Regions from separate parts of the Homo sapiens genome. Here region 2 is linked to region 1. The links are chromatin loops, found by intact Hi-C in ENCODE. Cell type or tissue: B cell. All regions are shown on one strand.

Evidence for each region. Hi-C counts contacts between places; a loop is a spot of excess contacts. Peaks named below come from ENCODE experiments on the same cell type or tissue, not always from the same donor. Only the 100,000 strongest peaks of a DNase experiment are listed, where the experiment ranks them.
Region 2: a loop joins it to region 1, with 2.6 times the contacts of the local background. A loop is called at or near these places in 2 of 110 quality-filtered maps.

The regions. Positions count from the first base shown.
Region 1 is chr1:56,396,828-56,404,827 of GRCh38, reverse strand. No RefSeq gene overlaps it. Among named protein-coding and RNA genes, the nearest start is that of LINC01767, 14 kb to the left of the region's middle. In B cell, no CTCF peak of the experiment used is centred here; a DNase peak (open chromatin) is centred at 3,427; H3K27ac peaks cover 393 bases.
Region 2 is chr1:56,523,633-56,531,632 of GRCh38, reverse strand. PLPP3 (phospholipid phosphatase 3) reads left to right here. Exons shown (of 6, transcript NM_003713.5): 3 at 7,079-7,356; 4 at 7,753-7,810. Among named protein-coding and RNA genes, the nearest start is that of PLPP3, 52 kb to the left of the region's middle. RefSeq lists enhancers at 1-310, 5,623-5,902. In B cell, no CTCF peak of the experiment used is centred here; DNase peaks (open chromatin) are centred at 4,672, 5,832 and 7,172; H3K4me3 peaks cover 359 bases; H3K27ac peaks cover 1,434 bases.

The DNA of each region.
Region 1 (8,000 bases):
TTAGGGTGGCCTCCATGGGGAGTCAAGTTCCTGTGTGAGCGGACGTTCATTTGGCCTCAGTGTCCCCTGGGGCTATCTGGGTGTGTGGGTTCAGACTAGAAAAACATCTCCTTGGCTGCAGGCTCTTAGCGGCTACTAGATATTTTCCACTTCTACAGCTGAGCAGGCTAAGTTTTCAAGGACCTCAGTCTTACAGACATGGATGTGGGAGGGAGTCCTGTTGGCAGAATCCCTCAGGCCTGTGGTTTGCTTTGGCAAGGTCCGGGCCCACTGATGGGGTTGAAAACAATGAAGCACCTTGATTTGTTTCTCACAGAAAGATGAGACATTAAATACTCAGAATTGGATTTCGACTGGGAGCACTTATGTATGATACCGATTAATTCATCAATTGATACAATCATCATTTGGAGTGTCCATTATGTGTCAGGTGTGGCACTCAGTGATAGGAACACAGAAATGAAAAAGATTAAGTCCCTGCTTTCAAGGGACTGACAGTCTTGTGATGGAGACAGCTGCCTAATAAGATAAGTAGGCAGGCCTGAATCCTGCAGGGCGTGTGTCCAGACCAAGGAGCTGAGGCTTCACCATGCGGGAGACAGGAAACCACTGATGGGTTCTCAGCAAGCAAATAGCAAGGTCTCTGGCTACTTCTGAGGCTGAATTTGAGTGGAACAATCCTGGAAGCAGGGAGAATCCCAGTTGTCAGAAACAGTCAAGAATTGAAGAAAGACATACAGAGCTTAAAAAGATATAGGCGACATAATCCAGAAAGCATTAACTGACAATCAACTTTTTTTTTCTGAAGTCAAAACTTTTATTTTTATTTCCATAGGTTATTGGGGAACACGTGGTGTTTGGTTACATGAGTAGGTTCTTTAGTGGTGATTTATGAGATTTTGGCGCACCCATCACCTAAGCAGTATACATTGCACCCAATTTGTATTCTTTTATCACTCACCCCCTTCCCACCCTTTCCCCCTGAGTCCCCAAAGTCTATATGTCATTCTTACGTGTTTGCATCCTCATAGCTTAGCTCCCACTTATGAGTGAGAACATACAATGTTTGATTGTCCATTTCTGATTTACTTCACTTAGTATAATAGTCCCCAATCTCATCCAGGTTGCTGCAAATGCCATTAATTCATTCCTTTTTATAGCTGAGTAGTATTCCATCATATATATATACACCACAGTTTCCTTATCTACTCGTTGATTGATGGGCATTTGGGTTGGTTCCACATTTTCGCAACTGTGAATTGTGCTGCTATATACATGTGTGTGCAAGTATCTTTTTTGTATAATGACTCATTTTCCTCTGGGTAAATAACCAGTAGAGGGATTGCTGGATCAACTGGCGGTTCTACTTTCAGTTCCTTAAGGAATCTCCACACTGTTTTCCATAGTGCTTCTAGAAGTTTACATTGCCACTAGTAGTGTATAAGTGTTCCCTGTTCACCATATCCACGCCAACATCTATTATTATTATTATTATTATTTTTGACTGTGGCCATTCTGTGAGAGTAAGGCGGTATCGCATTGTAGTTTTGATTTGCATTTCCCTGATCATTAGTGATGTTGAGTATTTTTTCATATCTTTGTTAGACATTTGTATATCTTCTTTTGAGAATTGTCTATTCATGTCCTTAGCCCCTTTTTGATGGATTTGCTTGTTTTTTTCTTGCTAATTTGTTTGAGTTCACTGTAGATTCTGGATATTAGTCCTTTGTCAGATGTATAGATTGTGAAGGTTTTCTCCCACTCTATGGGTTGTCTGCTTACTCTTCTGACTGTTCCTTTTGCCATGCAAAAACTCTTTAGTTTAATTCAACCTTTAAGTTAAACTAAATTTTATTGAGATGGTATGTCACTCTGTTGCCCATGCTGGAGTGCAGTGGCATGATCTCAGCTTACTGCAACCTCTGCCTCCCAGGTTCAAGTGATTCTAGTGCCTCAGCCTCCCAAGTAGCTGGGACTACAGGCATGTGCCACCATGCCTGGGTAATTTTTGTATTTTAGTAGAGATGGGGTTTCACCATGTTGGCCAGGCTGGTCTTGAACTTCTGACCTCAAGTGATCCACCTGCCTCGGCCTCCCAAAGTGCTGGGATTACAGGCATGAGCCACCACACCCAGCCAGATAATCAACTTTAAAGAGTACCTATATTGATTTTTCACTTGACTCTATATGGAACATACTTACATCTCTCTTGGGCCTCCTACAACTTGTCTTCTGGTGGAGGGCTTTCCACTAGTCCACTCCTAGTATAGAGTTCAGGCTCTACTTCCAGGAAGTTCATGATCTCTTTCTTCCCAAGGATATGGGTGCGGGTTCTCCCCTCATGAAGCAGGCACACCTTCCTGCTCCTTCCAAATTTCACCAAGATTTTCCCCTAAGTTCTACTTATTCTCTTCCTATTTATGAGGGTGAGTGGCCTCTTGGGCATATAACTCATTGGAGAAGGGGGTTTGATGAAAGTGGGAGGCCTCCAGAGCACAGCCAAACCAGGAGAGGTATTTACCCGAAAATCAGCCTGTGAGGAGAGAACTAGTATGATGTCATCTGGGAGGTGATATCAATATCTTTAGTAGCGGGGAAGGTATAGAGGATCAAGCTCATTAGAAAGGTGAAGATATAAATGAAAAATAAGCAATAAGTTGGGTGCAGTGGCTCAAGCCTATAATCCCAGCAGTTTGGGAGGCTGAGGCAGGCAGATCACTTGAGGTCAGGTGTTTGAGACCAGCCTGGCCAACTTGGGGAAATCCCATCTCTACTAAAAATACAAAAATTAGCCAGGCATAGTGGTATGCACCTGTAATCCCAGCCAATCAGGAGGCTGAGGCAGGAGAATCACTTGAACTCAGGAAGCAGAGGCTGCAGTGAGCCGAGATCACACTGCTGCACTCCAGCCTGGGCGACAGAGCAAGACTCTGTCTCAAAATAAATAAATAAATAAATAAAATTAAAAATCAAAAAGAAGCAATAAAGTCAGAATCTAGGTCAAGAGCAAGGCAGAGTGAGGTTTGGGGAAAAGATAAGGAGTTCAGAACTAAGTGCACAAAGAACATGATTGTGCTGTGTGCCCCTTCTTTGTGGTTCCATGTACTAGGTTCAGGCGTCATGACTAATGGAACCACGTAGAGCATTGGAATAGAACATAAATTTAAATAGAAATATAGGTCTAATTGTGTTTTAGACAAAGATAGAAGCAGAAGAAAGTAAAAAGAAAATAGGTGTCCAAAGGGGAAAAAAAAGATAAGTAGGTTTAACACCCACTGGGGTTAGTGGACTCTAGATGCTGGGAATACATAGCTCCTACATAATTTTAAACACTAAACTCCTATCCACATGATATAGACATGATAATCGAAAGAACTGTAAGTATAGGCCTAATATAGTAAGACCCAGGAAGGAGATGCTGGAGGGGGTTTTGTGAAAACATGCAAATTCAAACCAGCCACCTTGAAAGGTCTAAAGGACCATGTTTTTTCTTGATGGCTCAGAAATTTCCAGCTAAGTATATCAGTGTAAGCAAATTTATGACTCTCTCCTCTGCCTTTCTCCTTTGATTCAGGGGTGGGTTTCTACCTGGGGAGAATTCTGGACAAATGTTTTTAACCTGGATTGGGACAATAGTGGTGTGGCTGTCTTGACTGTTTTCCTTGCCTCTTGCTACCACCTTGGCTGATTGAGACCTCCCTGAAGCTTCTATACTTGTGAAGATTTATCTTATTCTTATAGAAGGCACCGTGACCCAGGGGCCACCATAAAGACTGTGGAGGTGTTGTTAAAATAATTACATGGGAGGCCATTAGACTAGGTGGTTCTGATGCTCCAGGCTCCTACATAATCAAATTGAAACCTAACTCAGAATTTAAAAGAAAACAAAACTCAAGCTCAGTCAATCACAGGTGACCAACTGGGCATTAGTTATGTTGTCATGAACTTCCTACCAGGGTAGTCCAAATATGGCAATTGTTTAAACTTTAACTAATTGATATATTTCTTTGCTCTGCCTACATTCACCCTATAAAATTCTACCCCTTCCACCACTTTGGTGGAGCCCACAAACCACTTGTAGTCTGAAGCTGCCCAATTCATGAATTGCTGCTTGCTCAAATAAACTCTTTACTATTTTAATGTGCCCCAGTTTATCTTTTAACACTGTGCAAGGGTGCCTAGCTGAGAGGTGAAATGCAGCCCACACTCAGCTTGCTAAGCCATGAGCCCTGACATGTAGGAAGGGGCTTCTTTTACTAATTCAAATAATTCATATATGCCAGTGGTAGTCTTGTGCTGGCCAGCAGCTAAACCTCATGCATGACATTCTCAGCCAATCACATCTGCTATTTGCAGCAACGTAGTGAATCAAACGGACATTGAGAATTATGCTCCCCAATTTCAGTGGAGGAGATGGAAGTGCAGAGAGTTTAACTGACTGACTTGGGACAGTCTCTTGTCTCTTGGTTTGTCAGGGCCAGCAGTTGAATCTACCAAGGTTTGATCCTAAGTTCAATGTTCTTTCCACTATGCCTCCCACAAGCACTTTTCTTTCTCCAGATTCCCAATATGGGAATTCCCAGCAAGTAAACTTGTGACTCAGAGGAGCTGCCCAGCTATTATTCTATGGAACCCAGGGAAAGAAATCCTAGCTCAGCCACACACAGAGCAGCATCTACTGGAAATGCCTCCTTCTTGGAAATGGAGTACCGGGCCTTTGCTGGTGCCTGTGTGGTGAGTCCTCACTGCACATCTGACCGGATCTGCCTCAAGTTCAGTTTCAACCCTTCTTTAGCAACTTCAGGCTTTTCCCTTGCAGGGTGGAGTGAAGATCGGCAAGGAGGGGGTGGGGATTGGGTGGGTTTGCAGAACATTAATGAATGTATTCTGTGCCTTTTCCATGACCCAGCTTGGCTAGCAGCACTGGATTGACATTCCACATTCCATTGTTCTCCTTCTAAGAAAACAAAACTGGCTCTATTTAGCCCTAGGAATTGTCTGCATAGGCTTATTTAAGAGAATTTGCAAACCAGATGGATTTACTGTTTATGGCATCTCCTCTAGTCCAAGAGAAAAGTGTTATTTTTGAAGCCTATAGCACCATGTTCTGAAAGGCTTCCTAGCCATTGTTCACCTGTGTTCTAGTCAGTATGCTGGCTCAGGAGAACTCCCTCACTTCTTACTTATCTGTATGCATACTTCATGCACCCCAGCCCCCGTGGGCAGCTATTGGGTTTGCTATCTAATCTCTTTCTCCACCAGCTACCCTTCTTTATCAACTTATATGTTTACAGTGATGAGACTCTGGTAGCTACTTTGTACAATCCCATTCATACCATAGTTGGGTGCACAAGAATGTCAAGAACTCAGGTCAGTCTCTGGGAATTTGGAAGCGATCTAGTGAGAGAGGCTTAGACTTCCTTTGGGCTGATGGCTCTGAATGGTATAACCTTAGAAGATGCTGCTAGTCATGTTGTCTATCTGGACAGGACAGATTTGGAAACAAGTATAAGTGCAGGGCAAGGAATGAAACACATTTCACGGAGAAATAGAGATGAAAGATGGAGTTAGAGACAAGTTTCTGGTTCCAGAACCTACTTGTTCTGGAACCTACTTGGTATGTTCTGGAACATACCAAATTATGTTCCTTGCTTTGTGTTTCAGGACATACCCTTACATTCTTATGATAAAATGCTCCTTTTGGCTCACATTATTTCCACTTGGTTTCTATTAACTATAGTTAATAATTCTTTCTAACACTTTAGCTAATGGCTCTCAAAGTGTGACCCCTGGACCACCATCATTACCTTCATTGGGGAATTTGTTAGAAATACAAATTCTCATCCTCATCTCATAGCTATCAAATAAGAACATCTGAGGGGAAAGTTCAGAAATTTGTTTTTAAAAATACCCCCAGGTATCTCAAGTGTGAGAATCACTGGCCTAGCTGTCTCAAGTATTGGGTGGAAAGAACAAAGACAGGTCGAGATTGGGACCTCAGATCCGTGAACTAAGGATGTGCCTCTGGGCAAGTCACATCATCTCTTGAATACTCAGCTTTCTCAGCAGTAAAATGAAGGATAACGATGTTTATATTACACAGCAGTTGTCAGAAACGCACAGGGATCTGGGCACTTGAAAAATATCAGTTTGTTTTTGTCTCTGTGGATCCTGTTCTGACATAAGAAGAGAAGTGGCATTGACTTAGGTCATTCATCATGGAGACACAACCTGATGTCTCCATTGATTAAAAATCAATCCATCACCTTAAGGGAATGGGTTGCTGTTCAGAGCTCATACCTAATCAGTGTACCTAGAGCTTAGTTCTGGGGCCAGGCTTCCTAGGCTATCACTGGACAGTTGGGAATTAAACCCAATAAATATAAAACTTGTTTTGATCTTTTAGGTTTCAATGATGTATTTTCCTACTGTGTGATCAAAATCACACAGTTTGGTCCATAGTAGAATAAAATAAGAAAGTCAATTAGTTTATATTTGAGGAAGGAAAGCACAGGCTTCTATTAATTTATTCATTCACTAATTTAGTCATTTGTTTACTTGCCATTTATTCATTCACTAATTTAGTCATTTGTTTACTTGCCATTTATTCATTCACTGACTCATTCACCCACCCAACACTCAAGCTACTTCTTGCCCTAGATACCATGCTAGATACTAGGGATTTATAGATAAGACACTGTGTTCCCTCCTTCCCTGCTAATTGTTGACAGATAACAGGATGAGCAAAGATAAGAAGACAGAAAATGATCTTGGCACCAGGGGATTATGGTCACAAGATCTATCTTGCTGAAGCAATGTTAGGAAGTATGAGGCATCAGAGTCAATGCTGGTCATAGAATGAAAAAGCTATAAGACAACATCTGCTTTGGTTTCAACAGCATACCATTCTGCAGTTAAAAACAGCTGTTATTTTGCAAGGACCTCGCGTTTTTTTTTTTTTTTTTTTTTTTTTTGGGTGGCCACTTTCAAGCTGACCCCAGATGATGACCATCTAGCTGGTAGATTCATTTGCCAAATACTGTTCATACTCTACGAGGAGTGGGCTGGTTAGTACTCATTAAAAAAAATCCATGTGTCTGCTACTACATGATGGCTAAATCAGTCCAACCCCAAGTGAACTCCTTCTGGTATCTAGAAAGTCTGGCTATTTTCTGGTTGAATCTCCACCCAATTCTTGGCTTTCATATCACTGAAACTTCAAGTTTATATGCAAGATGGGGCAAAAACATTGAACCTCTCCCCAGACGGGTCTTTAGGAAATTCATCCAAATGTTTCCTCAGACATATCCTCTAGGGAATTCTGGGGCCAGTATTTCAGATACAAAAGAGATGTGGATGGTCTGGAAGAGGACAGCTCCTTAGTGGCTGAGTGTTTCATCCTGTCTCATATTTGAAAGGTGGTTTTTCTGCTTGCGTCAATTACAAACTGCTTTAATGAGAGTCAAATTGTGTCTTTCTTATTCCCAGACTATAAGAAGAAGAAAAATAATGCCTAACATGTTGTATGGGGTAGACAACACTCCTGACCTCACTTGACCCTTGCCGCTATGCTGGAGGAGTAGTTATTAGCATTTCATTCTCATTTAACAGATGATGACGTTCATTTTATCAAAGTCAAAGCGTCTGAGTTTATTTTTAACTTGGGTTTCTAGACTATAGATTTTTATGTTCATTTCACTGTAGCAGACTATTTTTAAGGAGAACCATTGTTACCAGTACGCAGGATCACAAGGAACTCCTTGAGAGACCTTGGAAATGTGACAAAATTATCCTCTGAGAGTTAAAGTTTAAGATAGGGACAAGAGGATTAGTGAGGAGACAGGATGGCTCCCAGGTCGGTGAGAGTCAGCTGATCTTAATCCAACCACAGATCTTAAATCTATTTGAAGAAAAAAGAAAAGCAGAGTCACAATGGAGGGAAATGTTGGTGTTTTATCCATGCTGTGAGCTAGGAATCACGTGCTGCTATCTTAATTGGG
Region 2 (8,000 bases), 130 kb before region 1:
TAGTTAGCTATAAAAGCTTTTAGTTACTGGGCTTGGAGAGTTAAATGTATGGAGGAAGATAAAACATCTAGACCACTGGGCAGATGACTGCCCAAGATTGACAGTGTGCATCAATGGTTTGTAGAGATGGTGATCACCTGCTGTGTGTAGGTAGGTGCCGGGTGATACCTCCCTTATAGCAAGCAGGCTTTGTGGTAGGCACCTTGGCCTATAAGCTGATGTGTAAAATACAGATCTTGCCTTTGGATCTTATGGTTTAAAGGGAATTCAAGACAAGTACAAGTCTGACTATAGGATTAGACCCTCAAGGAAAGGAAATAATTAGTCTGAGAATAAGAGGAGAGTCAGGGCAGTGCATGGTGGTGGCTGCTAGGGAGGGGAGAGCTTCAAGGACGAAACATATCAGATGCTGCAGATTGTCTGAGGTCTAAATAAAGTGCTATGGGAGTTCAGAGGAAGAGCACTTAAGGCTAAGGCTTATGCCAAGGCTTCATCATCATCATTATTCACTGAGCACTCGTCTCATATAATTTTCACCACAACCCTGCTTTTGATACTGTCATCATCTTCATTTTTAGAGATAAGGAAACTGAGACTTAGAGAGCTCAGTTGTACAAGACTCATAAGTCAAAGAGCCAAACTCTAACCCAGAACACTAGTTGGCACTTGAGCTCTACTTTAAGGCATAAGTAGGATTTTCGTCAGAGAACCTGACCTAGGCAGAAGGAGTGGCTTCAGCCATTTTAGAGACTTCAAAACAATGAAGTGTTTTCAGGGAATGTAGAGCAGACCTGTTTGGCTGAATGAATGGAATATAAGGGAGTAGACAAGGTTACAGCAGGAAAAGAAGATTGTGGCAAGATCGTGAAGACCCTTGAATGCTGAGGAATTTTTACTCCAGCTAATTGGCTAGAGGTTGATGAGAGTATTTTAAGTGAGCTTGGTCAATTTTCTAATTAAGGTAAAGATGAGGCCTGAACCACAGTGGTGGCAATGCAAGGGAAATAGAAAAAGATGGATGCAAAAGACCTTGCAAAAGCCGGATGGACAATGGGATAAGGGAGAGGAAGGAGTCTAAGATTGCACATCTTTGTCAGTCATATGCTTGGTGGCATCTTGAGCAGAACTAGAGGGAAGAGAAGTGAAGTTTGGGACAGGAGTGGGAATGGGTGTGACCTTAGACTTGGTTAATTTGAAATGGTACTAACATCTCCAGGTGGGAGAGTTAGCAGAAGATTGGAATTGGGCCAATTAGGGGAAAGGGGTAGGCTGAAGCTAGAGAGAGACAGAGAGATGCCCTTTTGAAGGTCATCTTCACAGAGGTAACAATTGAAGCTATTGAAGCAGCTGAGATCACAGCAGAAAGCCAGGAACACAATCCTAGGGAAGACCCACATTTATTGGGTAGAAGTCAGATGTGGAACCACTAGAAGAAGCAGACATACATTTAGAAATAGTAACAAAAGCATGGTGGTGTGATATTAAGGAAGCCTAGGAAATTCAAGGTAAAAAAAAAAAAAAAGAGTAAGAGGTTGCAGTAGGCAATGCTGCAGAAAGAACAGCCAGGAGATTCTTGCATGGACTGGCAGAGTTGGGCATTCAGGAGGCCCATGACTCTGAGTCCCTGACTTTTGGGAAAACAATGATGCTTTATGCCTCAGACTCTCTTCTTCATGAGACTTGTGGGCACAGGGCAGCCACTGCTAATTTCAACCATAAATAACTTCTGTAGCCCCTCTCTGGCCTCTTTGCTGTCTTTATTCTAGATATTGGAGTTCTGACTTACCCATAAAGCCCAGAAATTATACTGGTGTCTTTGGACAGATCTATGTCTTCATTACCTTTCCCAGACAGTGAGGCACTGATCTTCTGAAAAAGGCTGAAGATGATAACCAAGTGACAGAAGAATCAGAGAATAAATTTCCAATCAACTATTTCTAGTTACTAAAGACGCTGCACTTTATTGCAGTAGATGGAGCAGTCAGTGCCAGAGAAAATACAGCCATACATCTGTCTCCATCCTTAGAAACAGGACCCAGTACATTATATTTTTCCTTTCCTTTGGGACTGAGAACTAAAGTGAGAAATGTGATTCTCCCTTCACGATTCTCCATCATCAACAGTTTGTTGAATTAATCTTTTCTGGGCAAAAGAAGTTCATCAATTCATGTAACCGAGATGTAAAAGAACAACTTGACCCTCTGTGGCTAGCAGGAACTTAGAGGTGCAGGTGCCTTTCAAGATGGCAGGCCCTTACTGGGTGTTCTGTGAACATATGTCTCTCTGGAGACATACATACTACTGCCTAGTAGGACTTCTAAGAGAAAGCCAGCTCGATGCCATTGGGAACAGCACAGGAATTAGAAGGAGGAAGCCCCAGCTTCAGTGATGGTCTTCTTGCTGTCTCATTTTTATCAGAGTGATTCACTGCCCTCTCTGGCCTTCATCATACTCATTTATATAAGTGTTGGTAATAATTTAGTAATTCATATGGTGTTGTGAGAAGCAAACAGTATAGTGGATGTGAAAGTGCTTTGAAAGCTGTAAAGTACTAAGCCAATATTATTAAAGCAGATCAGAGTATAGGAAAGTTTGTCCTTCAGACTCAGCGGTGGAAGATGAGTTCTCAGTCTCTGAAAGAGATTGTTAGGCTGCTGTGCAAAAATATTACTTTTCTTGGGATAATTTACAAATAGAGTGGAATGTTAAAAATAACACAAAACAGTAGAGTAGGGTTGTCCCTTCTGCTTTGGGTTTAGACTTTGCTTCTGTCTTGATCTGCTGAAAAATACATACTAGATAAAATGATCAAAAGCAATGTCATCCATACATACATTTTCTGGTCCTACCCTGGAGGGGTGGTATTTCCAAACTCTTCATTTAGGTATGGTATCGTCCAAGGAGCTCTTGGAAGAGATACTCTCTACAAAACATGTTTTTTATTTGTTTGTTTGCTTTCCTCTTCAATGGAGGGAAGAAAAAAGTTAACTTTTGGAGGGCTCTCCTGCTAGGTGCCAGGCGATTGACATATCACCTTATCTAATTCCCTGGCAATCCTGCCACATAGATATTATTAACCTTATTTTATAGATGAGGACATCTAAGCCCAGAGAGGTAAAGTCACATGCCTAAGGTAATAGACAAGATTCAGACAGGTTTTTCTGGCTACAACGTTGTTGCTTCTTTCACCACCTCTTGCTCTATCTTTTCCCAAAAATCTATCCTAATTTTTCTTCATATTTCCTCTCCATAACAGTTAAATATTTGTAAATATGTGGGCAGTTGAGCTCTTTTTCACCAGAAAAGACAGGAAGAGGAGCTGTCTTGCAGTTGGAGCCAACCTCTCTCCAAACTGCAGCCCTTCTCAGGCAAGGACTGATCCCTTTCTGTCCCCTTGTAGCTTAATTGCAATGCTTTCCCATTTTATTAGTTTCCAGATTCTGTGCCAAGTGCTTTAAAAGGCAGGTAGGGGAGAATTCTCTGCTTGCCTGGCAGCCTGCCATCACCCCCAGAATCTGTTGCTTGCTGTTTCAGAAAGGGATCAACATTGAAGGCATTTTTCTCAGCAGTGAAATTTACATATCAGAACCTTGCTGACTGAGGCAGAAATGAGGGCTCTAGGGGCAGGAGTCTGGGAGTGGGGACAGAGTCTTTGTAGGAGGAGGGGGAGGGAAGAGCTTATTTTCTTACCCAGGAATAAAAACATTGTGAGTAATGAATAAAGTCCGAAAGCAGTAAATCTGGGACTCGAGAGTTAGGTGTGTAACGTGTCGGAGAACAATTTAAGCCTTCGCCTCGTCTGTAGAGGTGAGGTATTCAGGCTGCCTTTCACAACCCAAATTTCATTAAATAGACTTTTAAGGGTTAGGATTACAAGAAGCCAAGTCCGCCTGGTTCATAATGATGATTTATGGCTGTGTTGTCGACTCCCTGACCCTTCTGTACAAGGGGATAGAGAAAATACATAATTTGTTGCTCATTCACTCTAAAATCTGTCAAGGCTGCCCCAGAAGCCATGTGGTCCTGGAGTCATGTGTCTGCTAAATGGCTTCAGCCTGGCCCTCTCCTTAAAAATCTGCAATTGCTCTTCTGCAGTGGAAATTGGTTTTAATAACAATAGAAATGATAAAATTATCTCAGTGTAGTCTGCTGTGGGTCTTTGAGCTTAAGAGTCAGAATACCTGGGCTCTACTCTTAACTCTGTCACTTACTGGCCTCAAATCCTTCAGAAAAGTCACTGTCTCCCAGAGCCTTAGTATCTCCATCTGTAGAATGGAATATCTTCTTCACAGAGAAGATTCAATGAAACTACAGTACAAAATAAATGTAAGAGATGGCTGCTGTTAACATTATTATTAGGAATTTGAGGTACTGCAAAATGTTCTTTTCATCTCCTTGTTTTCCCTTGAGTGAAGGAAACATTTTACTTTGCAATTTACTATCTTAAGACTGTGACACTAAAAATGGAAGTTTTAGAGATGGGACATTAGAGCTGAAAAGAATCCCTGAATTGTAATCAAACCCCGTCTCCCTAAAGTAACTGGAGCAGAAAGGTGACTCATCTGAGATTAATCAGTAAATTCATAAAAGAGATGCTAATTTGCATTGGAAACTCACATGTTCTTTCTCAGCATCAAACAGGAAATCGTGTTGACTGATCCTCAGGCCACACCTGCTTAGAAACAGTTCCTTAATCTGTAGCAGTGTCTGGTTCAGGGAACCAGAGAGCAATCTGAGGTCAGGGATTTTATCTGGGGCCTTGGTTCTGCTCCCTGCTTCTGGTGTCATCTCTGAGCAAGTAACTTTCCTCTGCCATTGCTTATTACCTGTGCTTGGTTGGCAGGCTAGTGGTGGATGGTGGACGTAGCCCAGGAAAGTTGAGAATAAATGTCATTGCAGTTATGAAGTCATAAATCAGAGTCTAGCACCCTCGTTTTGCAAATGCAGAAACCAATTTATCCCAAATTCACTAAACAAGTAGGGACTTGAACCTCGGCTACTTGACTCCTAGTTCAGTGCTCTTCCTCCTGCATAAAAAATCTCATATGACTTATAAATAAGGAAGAATAAAAAAGATTAAGAGAACATGATTGTGGTAATAAACATCTGGAACTTGTTTGCCTGTGAGGTTACATAGGGTAAATGTATAAACAGGTTCAAAAGGGGAATTAGATCATGAATGGTAGGAAAGAATGCTGGGCAGGGAGTCAGTGCACCTGGGTTTAATCTTTAGATGGGAGCTAATTTGGACCTAAGTTTCTTCTAAATATAATGGTCCCTTTCATTAATGACTTGCCATGCTTCCTGGAGTTTAATCTCTGCAACGTGTTATCAAAGCATTCTTGGTAATGTTGAGGGGATACTTCCAATTTTGTAATAAGGCAACTCTGAGGACTACCGTCCTGCTCCCTTTCCTTCATTTGTTCCTTCAACTGATAGTCTTTGAGCATCTATGCAGGGTCCCATACTAGTTTTGCTCTCTCAGGAAACGGCTATGCCAAGATGCTGGCTAGAGTGGCCTTTGCCTATGTTCCTCTAATACAGAATTGTACTCAATATGTTCTGGGAAAACAAAATGTAGCTCTTATATATAAAGCATTTATGAACACAGAGTCACTGTGTCAATGTTGGCAGTGATAATAGCTGTTCTCACTGCTGCACCTGTTTGTCCCTGGGCCCAGCTGGTGTTTCCTTCCTACGTGGTCGTCCTCCCCCAGACTTTGGAGCCCTTGAGGACCTTGATCAGACCTCATGCCTTGATGCTTTCCTCCACTGTAAAAGAATATTGGGAGCCTTTGCAAAGGAGTGTCCGGATATGCCAGACTATTGCTTCCCTTGTGGCTGTGCACATGCTCTCTTCCCTCTGAAAGGGCAAGTGTAACTCATCATCCTGCCCTGGGAGGAAGTGTGAAGGGACTTTTGTGGTGAGTGATGAGTTGACCATCACTGTCTCTGGGCTGTGGTTACAAGCAGGAAGTGGCCATGGCTGGGCTGTGGAGTTAAGACAAAGGCAGCAGGGTGTGTGGTTGTGCACATCATAGGCATTTACCTTACAGAACATCAGCTGTCCCCCATCCTTAATGTAAATGATGTCACTATATCTATCTTGAGCATCAGGATTTCGTGACATAAAGAATATAAAAGCAATGTCTGGTATATAATAGGTAATCAGTAATTGGTGGATTATTTTCAGTAGTGATAAATCTCCTCTAAGCATCATATCATAGATACAGTATGAAAATCAAGAAAGATTTGAGAAGGATCGTCAGGCTCAGAGAAGACAGCACAGGCTGACTGGAGGAAATTCACAAACACTGAAGGGCATCGTACTACAAGTTTCTTAGTTGTTAGACTGGTATTCTATTCATCACACTCTGCTTCTAAAAAGTAAAAGCATCACTTTCTGTGATCCAGGTCATTTCCCATTCATGTTATCCTATTTGAACCAACAACTGCAAAGGTGAGCAGCCTCCTTTTATGGAGCAGAAGGCCAAAGCTTGGAGGATGTAGATTATTGCTGAAGGATACCAGATTGGTGGCAGAGTCTGAATTCCCCAGGACTTAACCATGGTGTGTCCAGCTCTTCTTACAGAAACTCTCACCATGGCCAATGTCAGCACAAGGCTGAGGCCCTTACTAGAGTCAGGTCATTGTTGGTGATCCTTTACCCCAAATCTCAGAATCTCGAGATTTGCTCAGACCCTGTGACATCATAGCTACCCTTTACCTTGTCGTTGATTCTTCATTTAGTATTTCTTTTCTATAGTTAAGTTCTTGTCTCTCCCTTAAAAAAAAAGATACACACACACACACACACACACACACATACACATATATACATATAAATATATTTGGTTGTATATTTTTGTTGTTACAAAGGGGCTTAAAACACCCAACTATATTAGCGCTTTGATCTTTTCTTCTGTGCATATTTGTGTCTGTATATTTCATAAATAGAAAATTAGGACACTCCTTTGCAAATACTGAATATTCTCCTGTGTTGTTGAATATCCGTTACGGCATCAGTGTTGATGATGAATCTTGATACTGCCTAATTCCCCTGTTGGATTCCTTTTAGATCATCACGGGGGAATTCTACCGGATCTATTACCTGAAGAAGTCGCGGTCGACGATTCAGAACCCCTACGTGGCAGCACTCTATAAGCAAGTGGGCTGCTTCCTCTTTGGCTGTGCCATCAGCCAGTCTTTCACAGACATTGCCAAAGTGTCCATAGGGCGCCTGCGTCCTCACTTCTTGAGTGTCTGCAACCCTGATTTCAGCCAGATCAACTGCTCTGAAGGCTACATTCAGAACTACAGATGCAGAGGTGATGACAGCAAAGTCCAGGAAGCCAGGTGAGACACCACCTCCGCATGGCCAGAGCCTGGACCCCTTTCATACAGTGCAGTTCAGTGAGCACTTACTAGCTGGGCCCTGGTTTAGATGGGTGAATAAGGCATAGTTCCTATTCTTGAGGAACTCACAGTCAGATGATTGAGACAGATATGTAAATCAATACTTCCGATATAGCATGGGTAGGTACATTCATTCATTCATTCTTTTGTTTATTCATGAATTCATAGGTGCCTGCTATGTTCCAGGCATGGGTCCAAAGCACTACCAAGGATGCAAAAATGAACAGGGCCTAGTGCCTGCTCTCAAGGTTACAGTCTAGGGAGGGAAGACAGACAGACAAGTGTGTATCAGGGATGTGAATACGGCCCTTTCATGGCCCTCTCTTGCTCTTGCAGGAAGTCCTTCTTCTCTGGCCATGCCTCCTTCTCCATGTACACTATGCTGTATTTGGTGGTAAGTACCCACCCTTTGATTTGAGCAGTGCTCAGTTCCAGCTTCGATCCCTTCTGATATGATAGCCCTCAAAATAGTTTAGGGGCATGCCATCACTGTGAAATCCTTGAAAAAGAGGTTAGCTAGAAAAGTTAGGTTTAATTCTGAGCGCTGCCACTGCCTTAGCAGAAGTTATTTTACTTTCTAGTTT